Linked DNA regions of Mus musculus: all the other regions are linked to region 3. A link is a loop called in an ENCODE intact Hi-C map of the cell type or tissue named here. Cell type or tissue: left cerebral cortex. All regions are shown on one strand. Links, peaks and the distances in the headings refer to the core of each region. The heading gives the core; the rest is flanking DNA.

Region 1 (4,372 bases), core at 210-4,209, 54 kb before region 3:
CACTACAGTGAAAACACAAGAGTCATTCAGCAAATACCCAGGATCCCATCGGTCATGGTTAAGGTGTAGATGCAGGCTGCGGTGTTTCTAGGAGTGCAGGAACTGATTTAACTTCATCTGACTAATGTTAGCTTGAACCACAGCCCGCAGAGAGAAAAGGGTAGAAAAATGGTAATTCCAGTGTTGAAGGCAAAAGGGATTCAGGCAAAAATGTGTATTCAATTTGACAGATGTAAAAGCCCCTGACCTTCTTAGCATAACTGACTCCATGATGGAAGTGCTGTTGAGGCTGTAAAACTCAGCACCACCTGCCAAGAGGAAACAAAGACCTAATCCAACCAAGGCCATAGTTCTGGGAAATCTCTAAATAGACCAACCTTGCTCTTTGACTTCTGTAGTTCTGCTTCTGGCTAACTGTTCTTGTTAACTGAAGTTTGTCAACCCAGACTACGGGTTTTGTGCTTAAAAGTCCACCCTGAGGAAGGCTTGGTGCTACACTGGGATCCTGAACACCCAAATGTGGTCATCACCAGGCTAATACAGACTTTCTATAGGTTTAAACTCATGTCTGAGCAGCTTCTCTGGTGACTATCCCACAAAAGCAGGAACATTAAAAACCCAGCAGATACATGAAGTGTTAATTTTTGCATGTGGTAGAGGATATAACCAGCATGTAGGACTTCAAAATTAGTATTATTTACAGCACAGGTTTCTATCAACTCCCACCGGCTTGTTTATCATGTCTCCACATTGTGGCCAAGTGTTATTTTCCCTATTCACAAAGATACGCATCATATATACGTATGCATTGATAAACTGTGTTTGTGTAGCATCCTGTACAATGGGAAACACATTGTTCTTAGTGTCTTTGGAAGATCCTGATGCCACTGCTAGTGGCCATCAGCCCATGACTTCCTGAAAGTGCTGAACACAAACCACAGAGCCAGATGTGGTGAGAGTTGTCACTGCAACCCAATCCAGTGGTGGAAAACTACTTTTATTGGAATTGTTCCTGGGCCACTGCTCACAGAAGTGAGGGCTGAAGACACTGCATGGGAGCTGAGGTGCTGCTGGGGATGCTGTAGAGGGGAAGACTGGACATCAGAACAGACAGATGGGGAGGGTGCGGAGGAACAAGAAGGCCTGAGAAAGGATGTATGCTCCTGTGAGGAAAGGGGGTAGCGGGCTGTGGCGTCTCATGGAGAGACTAAAGGGGCCAGGTCTCAACGTGCAGATGATATGGAAATAATTTACACTCAAGGAATGCTGGGAAGACAAGCTTCTGTGAAGTAACAGAAATCTTTAAAAGTTCTTGCTATCATCATGTCTCCCGGAGAGCTCTAGGGAGGCACTTCTGGGAGGGCACAGAACCTTTAAGAGGTAGAAGAAAAATCATGGAAGATCTTAGGACACTGTGGGGGAAGGGTGTGGAGAGTGCTTCTGCAGAATCGAGACCATGGTCTCTTCCTCTGCTCCCTGGCTACAAAGGGAGTGGTCTTGTTGTACCGTGAGGTCTGACCAATGTGCACTGCCTTGCCACAAGTCTAAAACAACAGTGACAGTATCTCGGACAGGAATTTCCAAGACAGTAAGCCAAAACAAGACTTGTGTCCTTTTAGGATCCTCAGGTAATTTGTCATAATAGCAGAAAGCAAGTTTTAGAGCCATCCGGACCAGAAGTAGGAGTTGGAGGTTGTGGCTGGTAACACATTTCACATGCTGTCTGGGAATGGGGGCCCTGCTGAGCAGCATGAAAATTTACTAAGGTTAAGTGTTACAGTAAAATTCTGCCTCCTATGAAACCACATTATTCATTGACACACAGAGCAGTTTAACTCATATTAACATGTGGCCCAGGGGCCTGGAGAGATGGCTCAGTAGTTAAGAGTGCCAACTGCTCTCCCAGAGGATCGGGGTTCAATTCCTATCACCCACACGGTGGTTCACAGCTGTCTGCAACTCAGTTCCACGGGATTCCATGCCCTCTTCTGCCCCGCCCACACCAGCAACACAGCAAAACACCTATACACATACAAATTAAATAAGTAAATAATAAAAAACGATACTGTGTTGTCCATTCAAGTGAAATACCAGGGGGTTGGGGGTGGGGTGAATAACCTGTCCCACATTAGTCATTAGTCCTTGCCAGCCTGCAGTCTACACTTAAGTGAACTGTGAGCAAGGCATGTTTGCTAAGTCTTCTGCAGGGATGTATAAAAAGGATAAGCTGTTGAGGGGCATTTCTTTACATTCTTAATAATAAACAGGGGATCACTGGCTGTTCTTCCAGAGGATCCACATCCAATTCCTAGCACCCATGTGGCAGCTCACAACTGTCTGTAACTTCAGGTCCAGAGAATCCTACGCCCTCTTCTGGCCTCTGAGGGTACCACATACGCTTGGTTCACAGACAGGCAAACAGCCATACGCACAAAATCAAAAGAACAGTTGGGAATTTCCAGCATGAATTCCTATACACAACTACTAATGTTTTGCAAAAGAACATGTTGCTGATACAGAAGGAAGCACATCCAGTTGCATTTATAAACTGCCAATGACAACGCTGCATGAAAAAGATACAGTAGGAGCCAGAGAAAAGGTTCCGCAGTTAGGAGCGCCTGCTGCTCTTGTAAGGGACTGACATTCAGTTCCCAGCTCCAACACTGGGTGGCTCACAACAGCCTGGAACTCCAGCCCCAAAGGATCACTGTCCCCTTGTGACCTCCACAGACACAGACACACACAAATGTCCATATGACTTTAAAAGTAAATATTTAAAACATGTATTGGTAAAAGAACAAGGATAACAAGTGTGAAAAACCCGTGCCCTTATGCCATTTGTTGGAGATTGATATAAAACAGTTAACTGGACTATGTACAAAATGGGCAGAGCTGCTGTTCCAGAAACGATGAAAGGGAGAAGCCAGGAGTGCCCGCACCACCACCACCACCACCCAGAGGCTATGAGGTGGTGGGTATTACGGATAAAAAGAATTAAGGTATGACTAGCTTTACTCTAGATTATATCATTCTGAACTGTACTTTTTATTTCAAAACTTAAATTGTAAGATCATAAGAAAAATAATTTAACAGTCTTTGTTCCTTTGTTTCCTTGCTTGTTTGAGACAGGGTTTCATTATGTAGCCCCGGCTGTCCTGAAGCACACTGTGTAGAGCTGGTTGACCTCAAATTTGTCTCTGCCTCTGAGTGTTGAAACTGCAGGTGTGTGCCACCATATCTAGCTGAATCTTTTCTTTTATGCTACTAGTCGATCAAACTCAGGCCTTGGGCATGCTGGGAATAAGGAAGGAAGGGCCTTTGGGGTTCAGTTGCTGCTTTATGTTTTCAGGGAGGCTTAAAAATAACAACCACCTTCCTCATTAAGATCTCAAACATCGGAGGCCTAGGAATGTAGTTCAGTTGGTAAAGTGCCTGCCCACATGTATGAAGCCCTGGGGTCAGTTCCCAGCATTGCAGAAAATGGGATATGCTAACACAGGCCTGTAATCCCAGCACTTGGGAGGCAGAAGCAAGAAGTTCAAGGCCATATTCATCTATGAAGAGAGTCTGAGAAAAAAAAAAAAAAAAAAAAAGGTCTCCAACACTTGAAATTCAACCAGAATTTAAGCTTGAAAGAAAATATACTTCCTCTCCATTCACAACCTTCCTGGCACGAACCAGTGTGTAGGCCAGAAGAGATGGCAGCAGTGAATATACTTTACTTAAGATATCAGGGACAGTGTATTCCTAGGAGGAGCTCCCCAGCAGGAAAAGAGGAGAGGATTAAAAATACACAGAACACTCAAGGCTAGGATTGAGCTCAGCAAAGCCCCTGCTTAACATCTGCAGGGTCCTGGACTGGATCCCAGCACAGAGATAGTCTTACGTATCTCCAGACAATAAAGAAGCTAGGAAAGCCCCCTCGTTCCAAGGCTTGTAAAGTTTCAAGTACGAAGGTAGCATGAGACCTTAGGACCTCGAAGACTGCATCTCCCATGTCTGACTTTCCAGGAAGCTCCCTGAAAATTCCCACACTAAGGTGGAATAAGAAAGAAGAGATCTGTCACTCAACATCCTGGGGCAAGGCTCAAATGAGCTGTGCGGTGGTGTAAGAGAAAGCCAAGGGCTCACAGGCGATGGGTTGAGCAGGGGGCAAGGGTTGAAGCAGACACCGTTCCGTTCTGCGTGGGCACTCTCTATTCTGCAGGGGGGAGTGTGTGTGCGTGTGTGTGTGCGTGTGTGTGTGTGTGTGTGTGTGTGTGTGTGTGTATGTGTGTGCATGCTTGTGTCTGTGTACCTCTATGTGTGTTGAGTCTGATTAGCAGCAATGCAAAAGTCACTCTGTAGAGAGCAGAGGACTACACATGTGCTA
Region 2 (4,355 bases), core at 356-4,355, 70 kb after region 3:
ATGTACCACCACCAACTGGCTAAGAAATTAAAAATGGAAATTATTCCCAGATTTGGCCTCCCTATATTTCTGGGGTCTGACAATGGCCAGCCTTCACAGCCAAGCTATTTACTTAATTGCTCTGTAAGAATCATAACATTAATTAGAAACTTCACTGTATGTATCATCTTTGGAGATCAGGAAAGGTAGAGATGGTGAATAGAACTTTAAAGAAAATTTTAACTAAATATACATTCAAGATTGGTGGTAACTGAGTTGACTTTGTCATATTCCTATCTCAGAGTCTGATGTATCCTATACCAAGAAACGTTCATCCCATATAATTTAGTCTATGGACAACTACCTCTTGTGATCCCTTGGGTACATGCCTCTGTTATCAAATTGTCCCTCTTCAATCTCTGAGTCCTCAAAAGGATTGCAGCTAATCTTAAATAAGATTTTCCTTCAGGTTCAGGCTGTTCAACCTGGTGGGTACCACACACCTGACAACCCATTCCAGCCCAGAGATGCTATATTGGTCCACTATTTCAAAATCGACAACTTGAACATAGATGGAAAGGCCCTTACCTTGTAATTCTCCAGGCGCCTATTGCTGGGTTCCTCTCTGATTCGTCCCTCACACCTCAAGAAGGCACCTGAGGGACCTGTGGAGGAGGACAGACCCCTAGAGGTAAAATGTGACTGAAAAGGGACTATTAAAAAAATCAAACGCCGAGCGTGGTGGCGCACGCCTTTAATCCCAGCACTCGGGAGGCAGAGGCAGGCGGATTTCTGAGTTCGAGGTCAGCCTGGTCTACAAAGTGAGTTCCAGGACAGCCAGGGCTATACAGAGAAACCCTGTCTCGAAAAACAAAACAAAAAAAAAAATCAAACATTTGGACTGGAGAGATGGTTCAGTGGTTAAGAGCACTGACTGCTCTTCCAAAGGTCCTGAGTTCAATTCCCAGCAACCACATGGTGGCTCACAACCATCTGTAATGGGATTTGATGTCCTCTTCTAGTGTGTCTGAAGACAGCTATAGAGTACTCATATAAATGAAATAAGTAAATCTTTAAAAAGAAATCAAACTTTCTAAGGTTTGACCATCTAACATAACTTTAAATGTTGTGATCTTGCTGTTGGAATCTATACCATGATTGTCCTATGGCTAACGGTTTTGCCGTCTTATTTTCAAGCTTTGCAAACAGAATCTAAACGCATCTTGAAGGGGGAAATAAAGGCAATCCTATTATAGGGAACACCCTGATACTGTCTTGTTATGAAAACGATTGCTTTTATCCACCATGGATGGAGGATTCTAGAGATGACCTATTCTAACTGACCAATCCCAAAGTAATAATACAGACTTTAGCATAATCAAATATTCTCTAAAGGGGTCTAATAGTGGAAATCACAGGTGTGCTAAAATAAGAAGCAGAAAGGAAGACTCATCAATCACCTCGATTGAACTTAGCATACCCAAAGGAACCCTGTGTGTAACTAATAGTTTGGGGTATAACCTCTGGCTCCATCTACCACCAGATAGATAGTCAACAAGGAAACTCTGTGTCAGAAAAGATCCCTCTTACCTGTTACTTAAATGTAATCTTGGTTGTCAGCAATTTACCGAAATGTGCTGTTTTAGTATCTCTGATTCTTCTCATACTATTGACAAGTATTGATGGAGAAATAAATAAACAAAATCTTTCAAACAAATGTTGACCGACAACATGGCTAAGATGGCTCTCCCCTTCTTTGGCCTGCTAATGTTTCTACTGGCTACCATAATTGGGCCCTGCATCCACCAAACAAGGCTAGAATCATTGCCACTTGACAACATTATTAAAGACAGTCCCCTATCAAGGATTTGAGAAGGACACAAAGGTCAAGGGGAGAATGAGAAACCTGCCTGACTCCATTTTTAAGGTAGGAGACATTTTGTTGTATTGTTAAACACAAAGTTTCGTTTATTGTAAGAGTTGAGTTTCTGTTTTTAAGTTTCTGTTTCTTGGAACCTGCCCTGCACCACCCTGTGACCATGACTTGTTTTTGAGAACACTTTGACCCTCCCTTATCACTAAGTACTTGGTTTTTGTCCTTTTGAAATTTTCCTATACTTCCCAACTGCCCTGTTGTCTTGCTTCTGTAACACTGTTTTGCAACTACTTGTTATTTTGCTCCTTAAAAGGGACTCTCAGCACTTCTCTCTCTAACCCCTAATTGGCCAGGTCTCTGGTGCTCCTGGATATAATAAAGCTTGCTTCAATTTTAGCTCTAAAATTATGGTAGTGGTCTTACTCCTGCCTTGTGGAATTAACAATTCTAGGAATCGTGCTCTATAACTTAAAATGTAAAATTCTTCATAGGAATAAGAGGGTCTCTCATTTCTTAGACTTTTCTGAAACTCTATCACAGTTCTGGGAACACTGGTGGTTACCTTACAGCTTAAATAATCAATGATCTTCAAAAATTATTAAAATGAAGTTGAGAGGGATAGACTTCCCATATGGCGGTTGAACAGGCTTCTGAACAGTATAGTTTGAATTGCTTTGCTGAATGAAACATTATTTTGTAAAGCATAAAGTCTCCGTATTGGGGATGGCAGGATGTGTCTTGACAACTTAGGTTCCATCCCAAGACCCACACTGTGGAAGATGAGGTCTTCTGACCTTCACCTGCGAGCCTTGGTATGCACACATGCATACATACACACAGATAAATGTAAAATAAAAAAGACCCGGTATGTATAAATTCATAATTGTATAAATTGTGTTAGTTCACATATTTGCTTTCTGATGCCAAATTGGACACTGAGATATGGGTTATAGTAGGCTTCCGCTAGGGGGCGCCAGACAGTGCACAGAAGTCTGACCACACTACGCAGCCGCAGTCCAGGCACAGGCGGGACACGCCCTAGTTGATGCGCGTGACGTCACCTGAGGGCGCGGCCCGCGGAGGGGGCGGAGCCTCCCCACCGCGAGGGGAAGGGCCCGCCCCCGAGCGCAGCTTTCAGGGCCAAAGTAGGTTGCGAGTGGGAGGCGGTGGCTGTAGCTCCACGGCTGGGGGAAGATGGCGCCGCCGGTATCGGAGCGGGGACTGAAGAGCGTCGTGTGGCGGAGTGAGTGCGGAGGGGTCAGGGATGAGGCCGGGAAGGGTCGGCTGTACGGGGGTCTTCTTTCCCGCTGCAGCTCTGCAGCCTCTCTGGGAGCTGCATGGGCACTTGTTGCTTTGGGACCAAGTCCCTGGCTTGACTCCTTCCGGCTTGCCCAGAGTCGGGTTTCGTGCCAGCACCAGGGATGGGCGGGGTGGCCAGACGCGGCCTTCTCCGCGGCTTTGGCCAACTCTCACCCCGGTGAGGTTCTTCCGCAAAGCCCCACCCTTGGGCGACCTGACTCGGGCCGACTTTCCCTCCCAAGTCCCTGTGCTGTCCCGGGACAGCTCTTCCCATTGCACCCCCCTCGCCACACCAGGCACGGACGTCTCTCCATCCGACACAGTCTGAGCTCTGTGTTACTACTCTGTCCCGCCCTCGTCCCCGTGTTTTCAGAAGCCGCTTGGTGTCCCATATTCATGTTAGCACCGAGGGTTTTTACTACCATCCTTTTCAGTGTCTTGTCCTTTAAAAAGTGCAGGCGTAGCTTTTCAAGAGCGCCTTCTGCCACTGTTCCAAGAGAATATGACTTGCTTTAAAAAAAAAAAAAAAGAGTTCTTGAGAAAGCAACAGCGGACTGTTAAAGTTTTATCTAGTATCCGGTCCCTGCATAGTCTGCTCCTTGTGTTACAATTGGTCTTCTTGTTGGTTCGACCAACTTTAATGACTTTTATTAAAATGACACCAAACCTAGGTCTGCCAGGTTAGAAGAGCAATGAAAGCAGCAAACCGGAAGGACCTTCCTTGTTTGGCATCTCTGGGTTCTAAGTAATTATAGTCTAGTAGTAGAAAAGGAATAACGTCTTATTAGTGTTTCTTACTCCGACTTGGGGAACAAGGAACAGAATAGGAATTAGCCAACAGAATTCTGCCTTCAAGAATTCCTTGTATAAAATTAAAATCCAAAACAGTACAGGCATGGTGTTTACCATATAGAAGGTACTAAATAGATAAGTAGACTTTGTGAAATACAAAATTATCCTTTCATATTTATTATTTTCAAATTTATCCTTTCTGGGGGCCTGCAAGGTGGCTGAGTGGGTAAAGGTGCTTGCTGTCAAGCCCAAGGACACGAATTGCATCCCCAGGGACCCACGTGATGTAAGGAAAGCACTGACTTAGGCAGATTGTCTATATTGACTCTCATACGAAAGTGGGTGACAAATTGTGCTGAAGAAATTACTTCTGAGTTATAATGGCACCTTATATCAGGGCTTATGAGAA
Region 3 (4,372 bases), core at 256-4,255:
GTCTCTGGAATGTAAATTTCCTTTCAGACGTAGCCATCAAAACCAACCTAGCCTGATTTAAATACACACACACTATAAGGATGTGGGGTAGCCTTTGGTAAGCATTAAGTTCCTAATGTTTCATCCACACATTACAGACATTTTATTGCCACTACTCCCCACGAAGCACAGCTCCCAGCTTCTTGCCAACTGTGCTATTTTCCATCTCTAAGCCTGATTTTGCTTTCTATGCTTAAGCCATTCTTTGCTCAAATCAGGCTTATTAGATGGTAAATAGTAGATGATGGTCAAAGGCTCCAGCAGCCTCTTAACTCTCAAACACTATTAATCTTAAATTATTAGTACCTTTGAGAACAGATACCCTGATTACTTTCCCACCTTTTCTCCATCTCCATTCCTCACTCCCTTTTCTAAGGCCTAGCCCAGTGCAGCGGTACCATAGAACTAGCATCTCACTACATGTGGTAGCTCAGGACCCAAAATCCCAGTATCTCGAAGGCTGTGGCGTAAAGATTGTCTTGTGTTTGAGGCCAGCCTGAGCTACATGCTAGCCTCAGCTATAGTGTGAGACCCTAATTGAAAATTAAAAAAAAAAAAAAAAAAAAAAAAAAGGTGAGTCAATGGAAGCACTCCACGTAGGGTAGCAGATTTTATGTTTTTTGTTATTTTGAGATTGGATGTCTATGGAACTTGGCTTCAGAATCACAGACCCGTCTGCCCCTTCCTCCCCAGCACTGGAAATAAAGCGGGCGCCACCACACCCAGTTGAGAGTACTTTCTTTAAAGCTCACAACCCAGTTAAAATATTATCCTAATCTTAGGAGAAAAAAAATTTGGGGCCGTCTACGACTTCCGGTAGGACACTATTACCTCTGCGAAAGCCTCAAGGACTCTATCGGAGTCAATTCCCTGACTCTAGTCCTTTCTGGAGAATCTAACAAAATTAACTCATGAGACTTCGACCGCTCCGCAGGAGCAGTCACGCATCCGTCCAGAACACAAGTGTCACGAGACCCTCTTCCTGCCTCGAGAAAAATCAAGCAACGGATGCAAACTCTAAAACATAGCAACTGTGTCCAGACCCCCTTCCCCCTGGGCCAAAGTCCCAGGAGGAAGCCACCAGCCCGGCACACAGACCACCGGAGCCGAGCCAACACGCAACGACCTCGCGCAACCAGGAAGAGGAATAGCCTGCACACACGGGCGGCTCTGATTGGCCACGGCCTTAGCTCGAACGCCCGGGCGTATGGCGTCACTTCCGCTGGCCCCGCCATCTTGTTCCCAGGGGCAGTTGGCGGAAGAGATCGAGCTCCTCTGCTGCCCGTTCTGCTTTGCGTCCGGAGTTCTCCCCGCCTCGTTTTTGGCGTCCGTCTCGGGCCCGGGCTCCCGTGTGTCGGCGTCCCAGTTGCAGTTTCCCGCTCGGCTGGGGCACAACGCGGCGGGCTCCTTGCCCCGACGGCCTTCCATGGAGTAGGTCCGGGACCGTTGTCCCGAAGAGCGCGATCGAGCTTGGCCTCCCTCCTCCCGCCCGCCCTCCTTCCTTCCTGCCGCGGCACCATGGCCAACAACAGCCCCGCGCTGACCGGCAACTCGCAACCGCAGCACCAGGCGGCCGCGGCCGTGACCCAGCAGCAGCAGCAATGTGGCGGCGGCGGCGGCGCCACCAAGCCGGCGGTGTCGGGCAAGCAGGGCAATGTGCTGCCGCTGTGGGGCAACGAGAAGACCATGAACCTCAACCCCATGATCCTCACCAACATCCTGTCGTCGCCTTACTTCAAAGTGCAGCTCTACGAGCTCAAGACCTACCACGAGGTGGTGGACGAGATCTACTTTAAGGTACGCATCCTCTAGGCCGCGTGTCGGGGGTAAGTTCGCCAGAGCGGGGTGTCGGATACCGTGGATGCACCCCCTTTCCCTCCCTCCTGAGACCCGCGGATTTGGGGGAGGGGGAAAGTTGGCGGAGGGAGAAGTGAAGCTTGGGGCTGGTTTGGGACGGGTCGGGCTAGGGCCGCCCTCTTTTTTTCCTTTTCAGGTTTTGTTTTTTTTGTTTTGTTTTAATAGCCGGGCGAGCCCGCCACAATCGATCTTTAACCTACCCCAACCTCCTGCCTATCCCTAGGGAGCTGTTGGGCAAGAACTCTAGGGGAGAGGAGAAAAGTAATACCAGAAGCCTGTCCAAGTTCACCATTTTTTAAAAAAATGACTCCTTTTTACCTGTGTCGACTAAGCACTAACTCGGTGCTTCTGCCGCTGCCCCCCGGGCCAGCGGAATTACTGAAGTAATTACTTCAATGTCGGCCTCGTGCTCTTCGTTAAGCTCTCCAATCCCGACAGAAATTGGCCAGTGAGTGTGTCGGGTGGGCCGGGAGGGTTGAGGGTGGCGTGGAGTGCCAGGGCAAAAGAGGTGTACAGAAGGCCTGGAAATTTTTCCCAGCAGGAAGTCAGGAGTCGAAGGTGTCAGCCACCTGTGCGTTGGGCATAATTAGAATGCTCTGGGCCCTGGGCTTCTTTCTGCGGCAGGGTCGGTGCTGGCTTGGCTGTGCTGGGGAGCTCACCTGGCGCCTCCTCACTGCACTCTTGTCTCAGTTCTTGTTTCGTTAGCAGGATTGACTCAGTCTTGCAGCGAGGCTCGGAGCAGCCCAGGGTCGCAGGTAGAGGTATGCACTATTAATCATGCTCAATCGCCAATAAATGCATTTCCCTGGTTAAATGAATGGCTAATTAGGTTTATTTTTACCGGTTTGGTGTTGGGCCATTGATTTTGGTCTCACTAACTAGAGTCTCCACTTCCCTACAAATTAGGTAGTTTAAAAAATAACCTTCCAGGCCTCCGAGGTTAATTTATATTTTAATGAGTATTAATAGTCTTCATGTCTTCAAGCATTTTCGCTAGAGCATGTAAAGTAAAACACATCCAATTTTTCTTGTCTTGACATACACGTGGAGATGTTAACGAAAAGAGATTCTGTATATTTTACCTACTTTTCTCCCAGCCACTTGTTCAGGTTAATGAGAGATTTTTGAGGTACTAATTGCTTTTTATAGACAAACCTTTTAACTTTGTATATATAAAATATACACGTACTCTTGGTGTTCTTTTACAAAAGCTATTAAGTAGGTGTAACTAATACTATGAAGTAGTTTTTTTAAACTAGCTTTTAAAAGGTAAGGCCTTTTCAGTGTGGATGCAGCATGGTGAGTGATGATTGTGGATGCAGTTAACTTTGAAAATTTGGGTCCCTGTACCTTTGTGACAGGTTGTTTTAAAATAGAGACTAATATTTCAACTTAATTTCAAATGTATTCTGAAAAACTTATTATATTAGAAAGTATGTTTAAATTCATTTTTAAAACTAAAATGGGGGGGTGGGAGATGCCCCATGGACTAAGCATTTTTTGCCTTTGCGGAGAACCTAAGTTCAGGTTCCACCATCCACATCAGGCAGCTAAAAACCACCAGACCCTCGGGGCTCCACAGACCCACACATACATGTAATTAAAAGTGAAATGTGACTGAAAACTTGCTAGGAAGTTTCTTTGGATCAAATAGTCTTTGAAATGTATAGGCTTCCAGTTTAACATGGTATGCCCTCTTTTGGGTACCCTTTAAGGAATAGAAGCCGGTTGTGGTTCAGTGGCAAGTCGGTTCAGCACGTATCCAACGTAGATGAGACCCTAGGTTCAGTCTCCATCCAGCACTGGGGGCTGGGTGGGATGTGACTTAGTCTGTTTGTTGGGAACAGGAAAAAACTCCATAAGGTGAGCAAAACAGTATTGTTTTCAATTGAAATGGTTGGTTGGTTGGTTGTTTTGCTTGTCTAAAGCCACTAAAAAAAAAAAGTATAAAGTATTGCCGTGTGTGGGCAGAAATAAAGAGCAGGGTTTATTTAAGAAACAAAAACAGGTCTAATATTTTTCACTTATCTCTAGTATCAAGCTTTTTGCTATTTGGGGGTAAAAGCTGTTTTCATAGGGTGTTCCCTTTAATAAAAATGATACTGTTATTCAATTTGGTAAATATTAATGACTTCACACTTAACCTTTTAACAGTTTATACTCTGGGTTTGCAGTTTGGCTAAAAATTAAGTTTAAGAATGATCTTTGTAGCTTTATCATTTTAATCTTTAAAATATTTAACTAGGAATTAATTGATCAAAATGAGAAATTAAAAAGTCCCAAAGTGGGTTTGATTTATAGTCCAAGCCAGCCTGATCTAAATGAGATCCAGGCTGGCCAGGGCTACAGAGTAAGACCCCCTTTTCACACCCACTACCCCAGGCTTTAAACAAGCCCTTCTTGCCCCTCCAGAGCCCTAGAAATAAACTTCATATTTTTTGTAATATGTATTTAACTTTACTGTAAAAGTGACCTG
Region 4 (4,372 bases), core at 164-4,163, 120 kb before region 3:
ACTTTATTCATTCAGTTCATCACTTCTTATTCCAAGTTGTACTTCGTTTAAATTTAGGACTTTTTTCTGTCTTAGGTTTTGCCTTTTTTAAATTGTTATGTAGTGTTATTCTTGTGCGGGGTGTGAGAGGTGTGTGTATGTGTGTGTGTGTGTGTGTGTGTGTGTGTGTGTGGGTGTGTGTGTGTGTGTGAAAGCATGCATGCCATGGTGGTGTTCGGGCCTCAGAGGACAACTTTGTGAAGCTGGTTCTCTTTCCACTTTTCCATGGCTTCTCAGGATTGAAGTCACACTGTGGACGCTCCTGAGGTCCGGCTTGCACTGAGGCTCTTTACCCACCGACATTTCTCTGCAGTCCAGTTTTGTCTTTAAAAGGTCTAAAAAAATACATTTATTTATTTATTTATTTATATAATGCAAGTGTATTTGTAGGTGTGCATGCCTTACAGTGAACCTATGGATGGAGGTCAGAGGCCAATCTGCGGGATTAGCTAGTTGCTTCTTTCTGCCATGTGAATTCCAGGGATGAAACTCATGTCCTGCAAGTTCCTTTAACACTGATCCATCTTGGCCAGGCCAGGACTTTAAAATTATTACAAGCAGGTTTTGGGTTTTGGTCATGGAATCTATCTAGCCAGTAACTGGTGGTTTAGGCAATTAAAATATTTTATATGAATAAATAAATAAATGGGCTGGAGAGATGGCCCAGCAGCTCCAAAGGGACTTGGTTCACTTCTCAAATCCACAGGGCAGCTCACGACTGTCCCGTTTAAGAGTATCAGACACACTTTATGGTCTTTGCAATTACCAGACACACATGTAGTTCACAGGCCTGTAACACAGGCAAGAGACCCAGACACATCAATTGAATTTTTAAAAAACGTAAAGGAATGATCTACAAAGAGGATTCTTTTGAACTACACCTTTTCAAAAATTAAAAAGGCCAGATGCCAGGCTGGGGATGTAGCTCAGTTGTGAGGTAGCTTGCTAGCATGCATGAAAGTCCTGGGTTCGATTCCTAGAACTGCATAAACATGACATGGCGGCACATCCCTATCACCCTGACATGGGGATCACAAGTTCAACATCATCCTTGATTACATGGGGAGTTTGAAGCCAGCCTGAGCTAGAGACCTTGACTACAAACCAAACCAAACAACAGTACCTAAAAACACCACCACCCCTCAAAAACAGTACGCAATTAAATTGATAACATACGTTTTAACAGTAGATACTGTGTGGGGGGGGGGGGGACAATTGATATTCATCTAAAAAGAATTTTTTAAGTATGCCTTTAGAATCTGACTTCATGTGTTCACAGTATGTACAGATTTTAAAGGGGAAAGTATTTTAACTCCTCTGGTCCTTTTTCTTTCCTGGGTGACAGAAATTAAATAAACAAGCCATCAATGACGGGAAACACAAGGCACAGCCCCTTGCTTGGGCACTTGGTGTGGCCACAGCAAATTTTAATCTTTTCCTTTCTCCTAGCTGACTTTCATCTAATGTTTAAGAGCTAGTGGGGTTTAGAGACCCTACAGAAGATTTTTAGGTTTGGGATTCTATTTGTCTCTATTTATCTTCAAACCCAGAGGCCGTGAAATCACTGGAGGGGGAGGGGAAGAAAGGGGGGCGGTGCAAACCCAGAAAGGAAAGGCGCAGAGGAAGCTGCACAAGGAAGCTTTTTCGGCTGGGTTTGTCTTTTTTTAACCCCGGGGAGGCGTGCCGAGCTCGCTGCTGTCGCGTGTTAGCTTGCCCAGCTTCCCCGGCGGGGCGCGCGCCCGCCCGGAGCTCCTCCGCCCTCCGCGGACCGCCCGCTTCCGCGCTGGGTGCGCTTCCGGCTGCGGCCGCTGGGGGCGCCCCGGGCAGGGAGGCGGCAGCGACCGTTCTCCTAGCGGCGCCTCTCTCTCTGCTCGCGATCAGACGGGCGGCGGCGGCGGTACGGAAAGGGCGCCCACTCCCCGGGCGAGCTGCAAGGCGACCGCTCCTCGCGGGCGGCCGGGGTCCGCGCTGCAGCCGCCGGTGCTCTCAGGCCCGGGCTGCCGCGACAGGCGGCCCCGGCTCCCGCCGACTCGCGGCGCCCCCCGGCTGCGCCCCCACGCGCCGCTCGCGGCCCGGGCCATGGGGCTGGGCGGATCCGAGGCTCGGCCGAGCTGAGGCGGCGGCGCCCGTCCGCGCAGCCCGCTCGCCGGCGCCTGGCCCTCACGATGATGAAGAAGAAGAAGTTTAAGTTTAAGGTGGACTTCGAGCTCGAGGAGCTCTCCTCGGTGCCCTTCGTCAACGGGGTCCTCTTCTGCAAGATGCGGCTGCTGGACGGCGGCAGCTTCACCGCCGAGTCCTCCAGGTAAGGAGCCTCGGGAGCTGCTCTCCCGCGGCTGCCCGCAGGCAGGGGCTTCTTGCACGGCCAGCATCCCTTTCTATGCTTGGCCCCTTTGCTCTGTCGAGCTGCCAGCTCGGTGAGCTCATCGTCCTCCAGAGACGAGTCTGAAATCAGCCAGAGCATCGAACAAACGGCACCAAGTGCTTCGCAGTGGGCTGGGCTGGTTGTCCCGCGCGCCTATCTTCAGGTGGCCCCTGAGTCTGCTTTCCCCCCAGTTCTTCAGGAACGGTGGAGACACAGAAAGGATGCTTCTGGTTTGTCCAAAGACATTTCCCATATTTGCAAAATCCAAAGTAGACCGTAAACCTTAGAGAAGCGAAAATGACCCAAACTGTTACAGTCCAAGAGCTCCCACTCGGAACCGCCTGTGGTTGACGTAATTACTGAGACTTTACTGGGACTTAGGGTGGCCACGATAGAGCTTGGGATACGCCTGGTCGGGCTTGTCTTGAGTCAAGCGTTCCTGGCAGACGAGACTATGTAGTCTTTGGCTTGCCTTAGAGCTATGTCTCCAGTTAATGTGCTTATATTCTCAATTACCCATCTTCAAGTGGCCACTAGTGGGTCTCAGTGAAAGACTTAGAATCAAGAGAGCCCAGACCTTATCCTCCATGTCCTTTTAAAATGAGCACCTAGACACTGGGAAAGAATCTGACAGCAGGTGACAGAACGCAGCCATGTATGGCAGGATTCCTTGAGTAATTTAAGGGCAGGTTACACATTGATAGATTTGCTCTTAGATATTTTTCTCTACAGAAAAACAAGATACATGAAAGAAGTTTTGGAATGAACTTTTAAGTTCTTAAAGTCAAGGAGAAGGGGCTAGTCGTCAATATATGTTTTGTCTACGTAAACTTCATTTTTACCCTAAAAAATATTCTTTTTATCTGCTGTTCCATTAATAATGTAAAGGAAAAAATGTCAATGGGTTGTGGGACGGAAGCCAGAAAACTGCCCTCTCTGGCAATAATGAATCCCGTGGAAGCCAGGAAACGCCAAATTGCCTAAATGAACAGATGTACGCGGCACTATTGATCCTCAAATTTATTTTTAAAAATCCACTGAGGATAATTTTCAATATTTAACTGTGATGACAAACCTGTAGACATTCAGCTAATTGATTATACAACCATTTTAACACTGCTGTCAGAGAACAATGAACTGTGGAGAGGAAAAAACTACATGCATACATACATACACACACACACACGCGCGCGCGCGCGCGCGCGCGCGCGTGTGTATGTGTGTAAAACTTCCTAGCTCTTGCAATGGAAATCCTGAACACCATGCGGGGGTCAAGTGACAGCCTTACTCTGAGGCCTAGACAAAGTTTTCCTGGAGGGTTCTTTTCCCCCTCCCCCAAGTTGGAACAGATAGACGTAAGCCTCTGCCTCAATGGTGCCACCTGGTGGTCAGAACATGGGCCTACCTACCTTCTTTCTTTTCTACCTCCTTTTCTGCATGGAGTGTTGATTTGCCTCACAAGTCAGTCAGTCACAAGTCTGACCATTTCCCCCCCACACACACCTCACTCCCAGTACACATGTCCACTGGGCCGTTTAAACATATTGATTACTCTAGGTAGGGCTATGAGGTGGAGAGTTTTACTATGCTAGTAAGTGAATTGAGTCTTAGGAAGCATACCTTCCCAAGACCCCCTCCTGTCTGATCGCGTGATGCCAAGTTTCTGGCCCAAGTCTAACTTCAGACAGCGTGATGTCAGACAGAGAAAAAAGGTGTGTGCTGTTGAGGAGTTTCTGAGTCGGCAGCTGCCTAATAAGTTAAGGTATGAGGGCTATAATTGATTTCTCCACACAGGAAAAAATAAAAGTCAGGTTGCTTGTGTTAAACAAACCTTTCCTCCAACTAAAATCTGGATTTATGAAGAGAATTGAGGTTAATAGTGCCCTAACCAGGGCTTAGCAAACCTCAGTCCCACCGTGATGACCCTGCGTGGGTTTACTTAGGCATTCACAGCTAAAATTTGGAAAACTC
Region 5 (4,372 bases), core at 196-4,195, 210 kb after region 3:
ATTATAGTATTGGGAGTTAAAATCACTGATCCAGTTGTAATGTGTCTGTCATATATAATTCTGCAGAATGGAAGCTTCTTGCCTTGAGCTGGCCTTGGAAGGAGAACGTCTATGTAAATCAGGGGACTGCCGCGCTGGCGTGTCATTTTTTGAAGCCGCAGTTCAAGTTGGAACTGAAGACCTCAAAACACTCAGTGCTATTTACAGCCAACTGGGCAATGCTTACTTCTACTTGCATGACTACGCCAAAGCGTTAGAATACCACCACCATGACTTAACTCTTGCACGGTAATTTCAGCCTTTTATATTCTGTCTAAATTCACTCTTAAAACAAAACCTTCTATTCACCAACAGTATATCTGAAGTGTTTTAATTTATGATATTGCTTTTGAAAACTAACTTTTAGGCAAACTAGTAATGGAGCAACCCTAGAGTTTAATTAAATGCATGAAAATTAACTAGGGAAGGCTGTTTCAATTTGTATTTAAAATAGGTTCCAAGATGAATTCATTTTATCTTGGGTCGCTTGTCCCCTAGGAAAACTGGTCTTTTACGTCTTTGTCTCTTATGTTTTAAAAATAGTTTTAACATCATTTGTCTTTCAAATGTATTTTCCAGGACTATTGGAGACCAACTTGGGGAAGCTAAAGCCAGCGGCAATCTCGGAAACACCTTAAAGGTGCTTGGGAATTTTGATGAAGCGATAGTGTGTTGCCAGCGACACCTGGATATCTCCAGAGAGCTTAATGACAAGGTAATAAAGATGGCGGGCCAAGTGACGGTGACTTCGCTGAAGTAGTTTTGTGTTCTAGCACTACTTCCATGGTTTGCCTACAAAGGAAGGTGTGTTCATAGACAAAAGTCAAAGAGAAAACAAAAGTATTTTTAAAATAGGAGAAGCAAATAGCAAAAGAACCTTCTTTGTGAGTGAAATCACGTGTTTGACTTTCTGTGGATGGGCACTAGGGACCCGTCCTTTTCTTGATAATAGTACTGGGAATGTTGTACACATGGGGCCGGTAAGATGGCTCACTGGGTAAGGACACTTGCCGTGCAAGCCTGGTGACCTTGCTTCATTCCCGGAACCTGCAGAAGGCTGGAAGGGGCGCACTCTGAGTTCCACGTGTGCTGCGGCACACGCACTACCCACACACATCGTGCACACACACGTGGTGATAGCACATTAAGTCAGTACGTGGCAGAAGCAGTGAGAACCCCATGGCCTCTGACTTCAGAATGTAAGCTTTGTTGCCGTCTCCATCTAGGTGGGAGAAGCAAGAGCGCTCTACAATCTTGGAAATGTCTATCACGCCAAAGGGAAAAGCTTTGGTTGCCCGGGTCCGCAGGATACAGGAGAGTTTCCAGAAGACGTGAGAAATGCCCTACAGGCAGCTGTGGATCTCTATGAGTGAGTACAGTGTGGTCCTGTGGGCCCAGGCGCCTATGGGGTATGTGTTTACTCAGGAGATTTCCAAGTTTCTGAAAGATGTAAAAATTGTGAGATAATTAATTGACTGGGGTAGCACATGCCTTTCCTCCCTGTTTGAAAGTGGCCTGGTCTACATTTTGAATTCCAGGACAACATTGTGACCCCTATCTCAAACAAAACCAAAACCAAATACTGCAATCAATCAATCAATCAATAAAAGGCTAATATGAAGACTAGAAATAGTTGTTTAAATGTTATTAGTGCCAGAAATCTACAGTTTCACTGAAACTGCAGACTAGTGCCCCTTAGTGGTAAAAGCAAGAAATATCAGTGCTTAAATTTATTTGGGGTAAATTTAGTGTTTGACCAGAAGAGCTTCATAGACTTGCTTAGCTATAAGGCTTCAAGGTCATCTCTTGATGACTCTCAGTAAAGATCTACAGTAAATGTTTTAACGAATTAAGAATCCAACCATTTCACAACTGCCCTGCCTCAGAATGTACCTTTAAGCCCCTGCACATTATATATAAGCTTGCTTCTTTCTGATGAGTAAAGTTAACCCTAGGGCTGGAGTTATAGCTCTGTGGCTAGTCTTGCCTAGCACACATAGGCCCTGGCCTTACATCCACCGCTATGAGAAGAACAAACTACCTGTAAATGAGCTAAGAACTTTTCCTAAACTTACATTTTCACCACCTTTTGTCATCACTAAGGGAAAACCTGTCCTTAGTAACTGCTCTAGGTGACCGAGCAGCACAGGGGCGAGCCTTTGGGAACCTTGGCAACACACACTACCTCCTCGGCAACTTCAGGGATGCAGTTATAGCTCACGAGCAGGTAATCAGAAGGCCTGGGAGTCTGGTCATCTCCTCTATTAGGGGTGAGGGCCATGACCGGGATGGTCTTAAGTTTTGTGTATCTCTGATAAAAGTTTTCTCTTTCAGCGTCTCCTAATTGCAAAGGAGTTCGGAGATAAGGCGGCTGAGAGAAGAGCGTACAGCAACCTAGGAAATGCATACATATTCCTGGGTGAATTCGAAACTGCTTCCGAATACTACAAGTTAGTCAGATATTTTTTGTGGATGAATGTCAAATGAATAACTATGCATCCCATAAAATCACATTGGCTTTGGAGCCGAAACCTGGTTTTGATGATGTGTGTCAGCATCAGGGCCAAGACCTTCACACCTGTCTCACCTGTGGCAGGCATCAGGTCCTGGATCTGGGGTTGTTGTGAGAACTGGGTAGGAGGATGTGTTAAGAACTCAGCAACTTGTGCTAAGTACTTACCTGGTACACACAGTGCTCAAGAAACACTGTGCCCCCGTTTTATTGTTTTCTGAGAGTCTCACCTGGCGGCCTTGAATTGGCAATCCTGTCTCTATCTCCTTAGTGTTGTCATTGCAGACACACACCATCACATGTAGGCTTTCACCTGATACTTAGTGGCAGCTGTGTGACTTCTGTTATGTTTATTTTTGTCTTTAAAACTTTTTGTTTAAAGTTGTGAACTTCTCAAGTCTTTTATAAGCCCGTTGTAGCATGTATGGTGTGTATGCTTTATCTCACTCGGTTATGAGTTGTGGCCAACTTGTCTGAAGATAAAAGTTTTCAGAAAGCATAGGTCTTAGTGTCCACTGATGATCACCGAGTTTTTCCCTACTCCCCCAGACTCTTAGCCAGCGTTTACCCTTCTGCCTGCATTGACTGTCACCAAAGAGAAGGGGCGCTGTTCATTGCCAGCCAGGCTTCTGTGTCAGGGTCCCTCTGGACCAGCAGCAGGATAGCCAGGTTTAACCTGCTTCCAATTGTTGCCCTGTGCCTTCTGGACTATTCAGGGTTTTCTCTGCTTAGTGGGGTTTGAACACTCATCCAGACTGAACCTAAAGCACAGGGGGTGATTTGTGTTGAAGCTTTAGAGATTCCCAGGTGACAGAATTCACACAACAACAACAAAAACAGTCCTAGCTTTTTGGTGTATGCCTTTCCCAGACCAGTAATCTAGTCCCATTTCTAGAAGTGCCTATCTTTAGTAAACTTTCTCTCTTTTTTTGTTATTTAAAAAAGAAAAATCTGGCACACACCCTTAAGCAGTATGGGCAGGTGCATCACTCTGAACTTGATGCCAGCCTCATCTACAAAGTGACTTTCAGACCAGTTTGAGGTACACAGTGAGACCTGTCTCACATAAAGAGAAAAGAAAAGGCTAAAGTTGTTTTAGACCATCTAAAACATTAAAGGATGCCGTCTGTCTTTAAATATCTGCCCATGGTTAATATTTGTTGGTTGATTATTGATTAGCTGAGTGATTCTCTGCCTTCCCAGTGCTGCGATCCTTTAATACAGTTCCTCACGTTGTGGTGACCCCCAACCAGAAAATGATTTTGTTGCTACTTTATAACTAACTAGTTTTGCTAGTTATGAATCATAAAGTAAATATCTGATATGCAGGATATCTGGTAGCCGCTCCCTGTGTTGTTGTTGTTGTTTTACTTTAAAACATCTTTTCACTTTCTCTAAAGTAATAGAAAATATATTGGACCTTAATACAGACTTATATAAAAGGCAGCAAAAAGCAACAGAGGTAGAAAATGTTAATATGATTCTTAGGACCAGAATTTAAAATGAGCGTTATGTGAATTGGTTTCAGGAAGACACTGCTGCTGGCTCGGCAGCTTAAAGACAGAGCCGTGGAAGCTCAGTCTTGCTACAGTCTTGGGAATACATACACTTTGCTTCAGGACTACGAGAAGGCCATCGATTACCACCTAAAGCACTTAGCAATCGCCCAAGAGCTCAAGGATCGGTGAGTTCGGCACTCTGCTCCTAAGTTCTGGTAAACGCAGATGCACTCACTGATAAGCACTCTGGCTTCCCCCTGGCTCTTTCTGTCTGTCACCCTCCTAAGGAGTGTCCTGTTTGATGAGACTCCACTGCATGTTA
Region 6 (4,372 bases), core at 199-4,198, 150 kb before region 3:
AATTCCCTCTCTTTCTTTCATTATTATTATTATTACGCATATAGAATGAGTTATGTATAAACACCACCAGATGAGTCCATTTAGTGCTGCTTATATGGACACAATTTTTAGAGCTAAGCACTTAGTATTGGATAACCAATCGGGGGCGCATCCTTGGGGAAGGCTGGTTCTTTCCTGTCGGCAGTCATTAATTGCCTCCAGATCTTCCTCTAGGAGTTGAGTCTTGTGCGATCTCCATCAGCCATCGTTGCATGTCAGCTGACCATGCCATCGCTCAAGTCTCAGTTAAACTGCGGTGTTGTTGAGAGTTTGTGGGCACAGCTTCCCTGTTACACATGGAAGACACAGCTTTACAGCAGATGAGCTACACATACATTTAAACGTATACAGTTTTGGGATAAGCATAAATATGTTGCCCTACATTATGTTCAAACCTCCCTAGTGTTGTTTATCCCTCCTCCCTCCCTTCCACACAGTATTGCCCTTCCTCATCTTAATCAGTGCCTCACCCACCCCTTCACTCCATGACCCTGCTCCCATTTCTTTACCCATTTGACAAAACCATACCCTTGGTTCTCCATATTTATTGAGAATTCATTGTCATTGTCTATAGACACTCTTCCAGTATAACCAAAGAGCAGGTGCAAGGCCCAGTAAGAGCTTGTGAATATGGTAGAAGATAGAAATGATTCCAGTGGCTTCTATTCTTTCAGAGAAGAATAAAGTACAGAAAAGAACATCAGAAGGATGGAAATCAAGGACCAGAAGTTTGAAGACAGAAGAATCCAGAGGCAGTTATTATGCAGAGTGAGAAGGCTATGGTACAAAAGAAACCAGGTAAAATTCCAGCCACTGGGAGCACTAATTTGTGGTAGTGGACTGATAGGTCATCGGTTTTCAGAACACTAAGTAGCTCAGATTTGAGCATGTGCCCATCAGTATATAGAGGTCATGGACCACTATACCAGGAGCTTCTGTCAGAAATGCGAGTGCCGGCTCCACGTTGCTGTGAGATGCACTCACCCTAGTCTACTCCATGGAGGTTCTGCGCCTACTTGTTCTACTTGGATCACGTGATGGAACCGTACATCAGTTGTTTGTCCGATCAGCCACGTGACCAGTATGTAGTCCAGCCTGTACAGGTGATGTATTTGGATTGTCGTCGTCATTCGCCTACAGACTCAAAACATAATCATTTTAAAGCACCTTGGGAGTGTGTAGAGTGTAACTATCATAGCTTTATGATCCTGATGATGCTTTTTTTTAAAATATAAAAGATGGATCTTCTGTGTTACAATCACAAAATTAAAACCAGTACTTAAAAGTGGAGAAGTATTAAAATAATATGGACAAATAGAAACAAAAGGGACAGTACATCAGGAGGACACAGGACCATGGTGACAACGGAAGGGTCACTTCAGCCCTAGACCTGAACAAATGGCCGTGTGACAGATAGGCTCAGACTTTAAACCCCTGGTATTTTCTGTCTCCCATGGATGAACCCAAATATAACCAAGAAAAATCTCCATTATTAATACACACCCCTCCAGAATGACAGAAAAGCACAAAAGTTAGATTACAGTCAATGTGACTGTTAATTACAAATGTGAAATTGCTCAAATAACTATAGTGTTTTTAATGGAATTAGTATGTCATAAATATGTTTCATTGACTTTTATGAATGCATAAACAGCTTTTGATGGAAAATGAGAACAATAAGTTGAGAAATTGCCTCAGAATTTAATTAATCTGGCTTTTAAAAAAAAGCACTATATAAGCAGAATGCTGTTGATAGGTATAAGAAGAATAAACAAGGGCCCCTAACATTATGGAGACAACAGAGATGCTATTTTGTGTATGCTTCGTTGAAGTATTATTTATTTTGTTTGTGAACAGATTCTATAGATTTAGCAAATGAACAATCTTGTTTTTTAATTTTATTGCACTGTGGAAACAATTTAGGGCCGAGTAGACTAGGTGTAATTTTGTATCTTGGACACCAGAGGGCACCAAAGCAACAGAACGACAACTTAAGGATTCCTCTGTGGGCCACCACAGACGTTTTTCTATAACTATAATTCATTCAATGACTTTCCCCTCAGAATCAATGGCATAGCTTAGCTATAACTATAGAAAGTATGTAAAGCTGTTCTGATTAAGATGCACCCACGATTTGCCAACGTAAATTTTAAAGTAATTTTTATTATTGTTTTATTAATTTTTTAATATTTTCTCTCTATGTTGTAATATCATGAAAATTGATCCAACCAAGAAAATGCATTGATCAGTTTTCTCACAAATGTGATAGTTTATTCGTTTTACTGCCATCTTTCCAAGTTAATGATCAAGTTAAAGCCAGAGTTAGGAACATCAAGCCAACTACAGTGGCTGAAAGACTAAAATCCCCAGGTTTTTTCTCTGTGAGCAGTGGATCTCCACAACGTGGAAAGTGATAAGCCTTACTTGTATAGGTTCCTTTGGCTGTCTTTCATACAGAGAATACCCACATGGTCTTAAGGTTTCATCTGTAGCAAAGTGCTGTGTGTTAACCGATTGTACTGAGGGAGAAAAAAGAAGCTTTCCTTCTGTCGTTTAAACTTGTTGTGCAAGCCCCGCTCTCGTTCACCGTCACTTGGGAAGTGTGTCTACTGCGGTCATTTGTGGTGTACCCAGTTGACCCTGAGTTTATGGATATTCAGAGAAAGAGTTGGGGTTTTTTGTTTTGTTTTGTTTTTTTGTTATTGTTTGGTTTTTTGGTTTGGGTTTGGGTTTTTGGGGTTTTTTGGTTTGGTTTGGGGGTGGGGGGTTGTTTAAGTTTGAGCTAAGGCAGTTTTCTCAGGCTGCTACAGTAAATTACCAGAAACAGGTGATTTAAGACAACAGAAATGTACTCTGAGTTCGGGAGGCCAGAAGATCAAAATCTAAGCAGTGGGGGTGTGGGGGAGAGGGACTTGTAAGGGTGGGACTTGGGGCGGAGCTGTGATTGGGATATAAAGAGAATTTTTTTAAATGTCATTGAAAAAAAAATCAAGGCAATCAGAATCTCTGAGGGAGAATGTCACCCCAGACTTTCTGGTTTCCCACAGTTGAGGTAAATTCTGGCTGCCCTTGGGTTATAGCTGCCTTACTCTGAGCTTTGCCTCCGGTGCCCTGTGTGTCGCTCTCCTCTGAAGACCTCTGAATACTTTCATCGCTGGATTTAGCGCTCATACAAATACACTGCCACCTCATCCTAATTACTCCTTCGAAGCCCTATTTTCAGATAAGATTAAATCCTAGGGTTTCAGGTAGACATGAATATTGAGGAAACTCATTATTTAGTCCAGCACAAGAAGTAAGACTCTTTTTATCCCTCTGAAGAAATAATGAAAGAGAAAACTAATGCTGGCCTCGATGGAAGTAGTGTGGACAGCCGAGTGTTTTATTTTCAGAATAGATGCAACATATACTCAAATAAATGGATTTTTAATTTTTATTTACTTATTTATTTATTGAGACAAGGTCTTCACTGTGCAGCTCTAGCTAATGTGAAACTCACTGTTTAGACCAGGCTGGCCCTAAATTCATAGAGTTCTTCCTGTGTCTGCCCCAAGTGATGGAATAAAAGCCATTTGCCACCACACTCAATCAGACTCAATTTTATTTTAAATTCTTATGTTTATATTATTTATTGCCTGTTCTGCAGAGGTTTTCAAGTATCTTATAAAATAACTAATATATAACTGTATACAATATAAAATGAATGCTATTCATTGTCTACAATTAGTGTGTACTTTTTATTAGCTCTGGAGGATCAATGATGATTCAGCTAGAAAGGAAGATACAACAAAATCCTTACAATATGCAGAGTTCCATAAAAATTCACCTTCACCTTATTAAAAGGCTGGCAGGGAGTGCCTCAAGAAGTCTTCCAGTGATTGTGTGTTTTACTCTGTTTTATAAGCTATGAATAAATAGACCAATAGTTACAATTTATAACGCACACTGAGTTGAGAATAACCCCAACTGGTGGCCCTAAGTAAGACTCCTAGCAGCAAGAGATATGGAGCCTGAAGTGGTCACCTCCTAAAGCCAAGCAAAACTTCCAGTGGAGGGAGGGGGCCATCAAACCACCCACAAAACCTTCAACCCAAAATCTGCCCTGCCTACAAGATACCCAGGGATAAAGATGGAGCAGAGATTTAGGGAATGTCCAACCAATGACTGGCCCGACTTGAGATCCAACCCATGGGAGAGAGCCAACCAACCCCTGACACTATTAGTGATACTCTGCTGTGCTTGCAGACAGGAGCCCAGCATAACAGTCATCTAACAGCTTCATTCAGCAGTTGATGGAAACAGATGCAGAGACCCACAGCCATACATTAGGCGG
Region 7 (4,372 bases), core at 277-4,276, 52 kb after region 3:
AGCCATCACTGATAAACAGTCCACACTTTCTAATTAAATGGAGGTGACAGGATGGTTCAAGATGGCTCTGGGTGATGGAGCATGGCCAGCTCCTCCTAGGGAAGGTGGTCCCGCTGTCCTTAGATGTCCTGCTTTGTTTCTTTTTGTTTTTTGTTTTGGTTTTGGTTTTTTGTGTTTTGTTTGTTTGTTTTGGGGGGGTTATTTTTCCCCACAAAGGAATCTGGCCAGCCTTGTGAGAAGAGACAGGAATAGATTCTTGGGATGAATTCTTCAGAAGATGAGCTTGCCACTCAATAACATGTTTTGCTCACTGGATATTTCACAACTTAACAAGTGTCTTCACAGTTATATCTGCCTGAGTCTCAAAATAACCCTAAGATGTAGACTCAGCAGACATGAACTGTCTCTGATTTATAAATGAGGAAACTGAGGCCCAACAGCTCCATAATCTTTATCTACAATAATTTTCTTCGAGTCACTAAATTGTATATGGACCCAACACAAAATGGTCACTGGGGGTGGGGTGGGAGGGTCTCCCCAAAAGTACACTTGGAGGACATAGTTTGCCTTACTGCTTGTGCACTCGAAAATGGTTCAAGCCAGATCAACCTTTTCATTCTTCCCACCCCATTACATCTGGATTTTTTTTTTTTCATAGAAACTGTCCAAGTGTGGTTGTTGTTAGGACAAGAAGAAACCTATGCCATTGTTCAGAGAGGGGTGTGTACAGAGCTGGATGCAAATATAGGTCTGAGGTTGCTCTGTGCATTTTTGGGAGAGAGTGTGTGTGTGTGCATATCCTGTGCAGGCAAAGGAGCTAGGCTGTAAAGTGCATCATTAGAAGAGAGAGCAGCCCAAACTCGGGAGTCCCAAGTTGCCAAACCATTCACTATGCTTGCCTACCTCAACGTTGCCTTCTCTTAGAGGAGTTTTTCTTCTTTATCTTCAGTCTACTTTCCATTTTTTTATCCTTAGCACTTCTGGAGATGAGATTCAGAGTACATGCTTGGCAAGCACCATTCGGCTGAGCTGACAACCCCCAGGCCTGCCCCAAACCTTCTCTTAAAACTTTCTTTTGAAACAGTGATTTGCTAAATTGCCCTTCCTGGCCTCAGCTGCCTAAGTAGCTCAGATTACAAGTGTGCACTTCTGTGCCCAGCACGTTTATTCTTTTTCAATTTGTATATATTTTCCATCTGAAATATATCAATAGGGTTGGAAAGATGGCTCAGTAGGTAAAGTATGTGCCACACAATGTTAAAGACATGAGCTTGAATCCCCAGGACACAGTTGAAAAGTCAGGGCAGCACACACTGGTAGCCTCAGCGCTTGTTGTTGCAGGGGAGGTGTTAGGCAGAGCTTATTAGCTAACTCAACTGTCTTAGCTAGGGTTTTATTACTGTGAAGAGACACCATGACCAAGGCAACTCTTATAAAGGACAACATCTAATTGGGGCTGGCTTACAGTTTCAGAGGTTCAGCCCATCATCATCACAGCAGGAAGCATGGCAACGTGCAGGCAGCCATGGTGCTGGAGGAGCCAAAAATTCTACATCATGATCCAAAGGCAGCAGGAGACTGTGTCTTCTACACTGAGCATAGCTTGAGCATAGGTGATCTCAAACCCTGCCCCCACAGTGACACACTTCCTCCAACAAGGCCACACCTAGTCTAACAAGGCCTCTAATAGTGCCCCTTCCTAAGGGCCAAGCATTCAAACACATGAGTCTGTGGGGGCCATGCCTATTCAAACCACCCCACCAACCTAGTCAAATCTATGGACTTTAGGTTCAGGAAGAAAGACACTACCTCAAAAGCTGCAGGTGGAGAACAATCAAAGAAAGACACCTGACATCCTCAGGTTTCCACTTAACACACTTGTGCATGTGCACCAACATTAACAATTATAACTCACACACACCATAAATACACAAATAAATAAATAAATATGTCAATGAGTGTATTCTTAATGCCTATGTTTTAATTTAATTTAATTTTATTTTATTTTATTTTTTACAGTTACCTGTTCTGGCAGTACTCTTGGAATGGGTAAGTCATTTTTCCCAAGCAGAGAAATAGAAGAGAATTTGTGTGCCTGTGTTTCCCAGTTACTTAATGAAATTATGATCAAAGTTAATGCTAATTCCTAAGAATGCCACATGCTCCTTTGATGTAAGAGTGCCCTGCCTCCCTTCACATTGCGCAAACCAAGATGAATTCCTTTAGATGTTGAAATCTTTTTAGTCTTCCAGAGTCCCAGAGAAAAATGCAAATTTTTTGGAGGGCAGCTGGTTATTCCTGCTCCGCGCATACTTACTTTGGCAATGGTTCCAGCCTTGCTGCATGCTAACATTCCTTGGAGACTTTCAATTTTACTGATGCTAGGGCTCTGGCCCCTGAAGATCTGGCATAATTGTTCTAAGTCGAAGGCTGGGCAGCAGGACTTTTAAAAGCTCCTCTGGTGGTTTTAAAGTGAAGTGAAGGCTGAGAATTGCTGCGGTAAGCAGGGCTTCTCCCCCAGCTGGTGCAGAGCCCCACCAGGCACATTTGGACTTGGCAGGGGCAGAGGCTTTCCACACTAATGAGGTGAGGTCTGAACATGCTTTGAATAGCACAGCCTTAGACAGAAGCAGCCCCTCCCCCTCTCTGAGTAAGCCATTTGAGGGCCTCGGCACTACCGTGGAAATCATTGTGTCTAGGAAGGATTTCTAGATTTCATCATTTTCTTCTGTGAATACTGGACTAGTCAGATCAGGATTCTGGCTGGCAAGGACCCCTCTTGACCTACTAAAAGGAGCCCTGGGGATTCTGTTTGCTTAAGTCTTCCTTGATTCTTGGTCTATCATAAATCTTACCAACCCCATGAGTTGACTTTTTTTTTCCAGGTCAGGGTCTCACTATGTACCCCTGTCTAGCCTGGAACTCACTTTGTAGACCAGGTTGGCCTGGAATTCACAGAGCTCTGTCTGCCTCTGCCCCACCCCTACCCCCAAGTGCTGAAATTAAAGGTTTTACAGCACAATGCCTGCCTGCCTGAATTGACTTTTTTTTTTTTTTTTTTTTTTTTTTTTTTTTTTGAGACTATGTGTAGCCCTGGCTGTCCTGGTACTCATTCTGTAGACCAGGCTAGCCTCAAACTCACAGAGATCTGCCTGACCCTCTTTCCTGAGTGCTGAGATTAAAGACATGTGCTACCATACCACCGTGAACTTGCTGATCTTGTCTGAAATGACCTTCTAAGAGACAATATTGGATTTAAATCCTGCTGCTCTTATTTGCCAGTAGTTGAACTATTCAAATTCCTAAGCCTAGTTTTCCTCATTTGAAAACTGAAGTAATAGTCACTTCATAAAACATAATGACATTAAATGAAATGTAATTAATTGGACACAGTGAGAATTCAGGGTCAATTTCATCTCATAACTCCCTAATATGTTCTAGATATTAACACTTTAACCTTAGCCCTCATAATACTTGAACACATTAGTTTTTAAGTATGGACCCAACAATACTCACATTATCTGGTAACCTTTTAGAAATGTCGCCTCTAGGGTTTGGCCAAAGACCTAGTAACTGAGAGATTCTGGAGCCTGGCAACTCTGTGGGTTTGGCTTGGGTGTTTTGTTTTGTTTTTCAAGACGGGGTTCCTTTGTGTAGCCTTGGCTGTCCAGGAACTAGCAACTAGCTCTGTAGTTCAGGCTGGCCTCAAACTCACAGAGATCTGTCTACCTCCACCTCCTGGATTAAAGAGCTGGGATTAAAGGTTGTTACACTACAGTGCCCGTAAAATGGGGCTGGGGAGGGGTTGATTGTCTCTAAGGTTGTGCTATTCAAAGCCTATTCAGACCTCTCACCTCATTAGCACATAAAGCCTCTGTCCCCTGCCAGGTGCGCCACCACCTGGCCAGCAACTCTGTTTTAACAAGCAGCCTTAGGTTAGAGGATCCGGGCTCTAACTTGGGAGAGAGCTTTTGTTGCTGGAAACCTGATGCCTGGCTAGAGGAGAAAGTGACAGGTGTGGGGTCTGTGTGCCCTGTGTGGTATCCTTCTCCTTTGGTACCCAGCCAGCTTCAGTGTCACCTGCTCATCCTGTGGAGCTTTGGAGACTTTCTTCCCCACGACATCTTTAGCAGTTGAAGGTTCATGTTCACCTTGTGCAAATGTCTGAATGAATGAAATAGTGGAGGTTTTTTTTTTTGGGGGGGGGAGTGGAGGGCACAGCAAGTTGGCCTGAGGGTAAAAGAAATATCCCTCATCCAATCAGTACTGTGAGCCCAGGGATATTTAGAGGATTCACTTCGTGAAGCAGGGGTTTAGTCACGCTGGTTTGTCAGAAACTTCTGGTCGCTTTGAACAGTTTGGTAGCTCACGC

What was found. Hi-C counts contacts between places; a loop is a spot of excess contacts. Peaks named below come from ENCODE experiments on the same cell type or tissue, not always from the same donor. Only the 100,000 strongest peaks of a DNase experiment are listed, where the experiment ranks them.
Region 1: it touches region 3 in a loop (2.2-fold over the local background); 4 of 42 quality-filtered maps call a loop at or near these places.
Region 2: a loop joins it to region 3, with 5 times the contacts of the local background. A loop is called at or near these places in 21 of 42 quality-filtered maps.
Region 4: a loop joins it to region 3, with 3 times the contacts of the local background. A loop is called at or near these places in 7 of 42 quality-filtered maps.
Region 5: a loop joins it to region 3, with 2.4 times the contacts of the local background. A loop is called at or near these places in 4 of 42 quality-filtered maps.
Region 6: it touches region 3 in a loop (5-fold over the local background); 14 of 42 quality-filtered maps call a loop at or near these places.
Region 7: it touches region 3 in a loop (2.5-fold over the local background); 20 of 42 quality-filtered maps call a loop at or near these places.

The regions. Positions count from the first base shown.
Region 1 is chr3:108,962,835-108,967,206 of GRCm38, reverse strand. It overlaps a transcript of Henmt1 not described here. Among named protein-coding and RNA genes, the nearest start is that of Henmt1, 25 kb to the right of the region's middle. In left cerebral cortex, for the core only: a CTCF peak has its summit at 2,648; DNase peaks (open chromatin) are centred at 2,680 and 3,733.
Region 2 is chr3:108,839,163-108,843,517 of GRCm38, reverse strand. Stxbp3 (syntaxin binding protein 3) reads left to right here and starts at 3,016. Exons shown (of 19, transcript NM_011504.1): 1 at 3,016-3,098. The coding sequence starts at 3,050. In left cerebral cortex, for the core only: a CTCF peak has its summit at 2,820 (motif pointing right); DNase peaks (open chromatin) are centred at 2,884, 3,281 and 3,492; H3K4me3 peaks cover 1,331 bases; H3K27ac peaks cover 820 bases.
Region 3 is chr3:108,908,628-108,912,999 of GRCm38, reverse strand. Prpf38b (PRP38 pre-mRNA processing factor 38 (yeast) domain containing B) reads left to right here and starts at 1,271. Exons shown (of 6, transcript NM_025845.3): 1 at 1,271-1,836. The coding sequence starts at 1,558. In left cerebral cortex, for the core only: a CTCF peak has its summit at 1,801; DNase peaks (open chromatin) are centred at 1,211, 1,791 and 2,553; H3K4me3 peaks cover 3,259 bases; H3K27ac peaks cover 2,066 bases.
Region 4 is chr3:109,025,154-109,029,525 of GRCm38, reverse strand. It overlaps Fam102b (family with sequence similarity 102, member B), which reads left to right and starts at 1,919. Exons shown (of 11, transcript NM_001163567.1): 1 at 1,919-2,341. The coding sequence starts at 2,205. In left cerebral cortex, for the core only: CTCF peaks have their summits at 1,835, 2,939 and 3,781 (motif pointing left); DNase peaks (open chromatin) are centred at 1,793, 2,353, 2,867 and 3,777; H3K4me3 peaks cover 2,359 bases; H3K27ac peaks cover 918 bases.
Region 5 is chr3:108,698,781-108,703,152 of GRCm38, reverse strand. Gpsm2 (G-protein signalling modulator 2 (AGS3-like, C. elegans)) reads left to right here. Exons shown (of 15, transcript NM_029522.2): 3 at 67-288; 4 at 619-754; 5 at 1,266-1,408; 6 at 2,143-2,266; 7 at 2,374-2,489; 8 at 4,080-4,235. Among named protein-coding and RNA genes, the nearest start is that of Gpsm2, 21 kb to the left of the region's middle. In left cerebral cortex, for the core only: a CTCF peak has its summit at 1,749 (motif pointing left); a DNase peak (open chromatin) is centred at 1,775.
Region 6 is chr3:109,060,839-109,065,210 of GRCm38, reverse strand. Gm36778 (a long non-coding RNA gene) reads right to left here. Exons shown (of 4, transcript XR_375965.2): 3 at 1,024-1,173; 4 at 1-326. Among named protein-coding and RNA genes, the nearest start is that of Gm36778, 7.3 kb to the right of the region's middle. In left cerebral cortex, for the core only: a CTCF peak has its summit at 1,998 (motif pointing right); a DNase peak (open chromatin) is centred at 2,010.
Region 7 is chr3:108,856,555-108,860,926 of GRCm38, reverse strand. It overlaps Fndc7 (fibronectin type III domain containing 7), which reads left to right. Exons shown (of 13, transcript NM_177091.5): 11 at 2,020-2,049. Among named protein-coding and RNA genes, the nearest start is that of Stxbp3, 18 kb to the right of the region's middle. In left cerebral cortex, for the core only: CTCF peaks have their summits at 2,486 and 3,890 (motif pointing left); DNase peaks (open chromatin) are centred at 2,336, 2,562 and 3,931.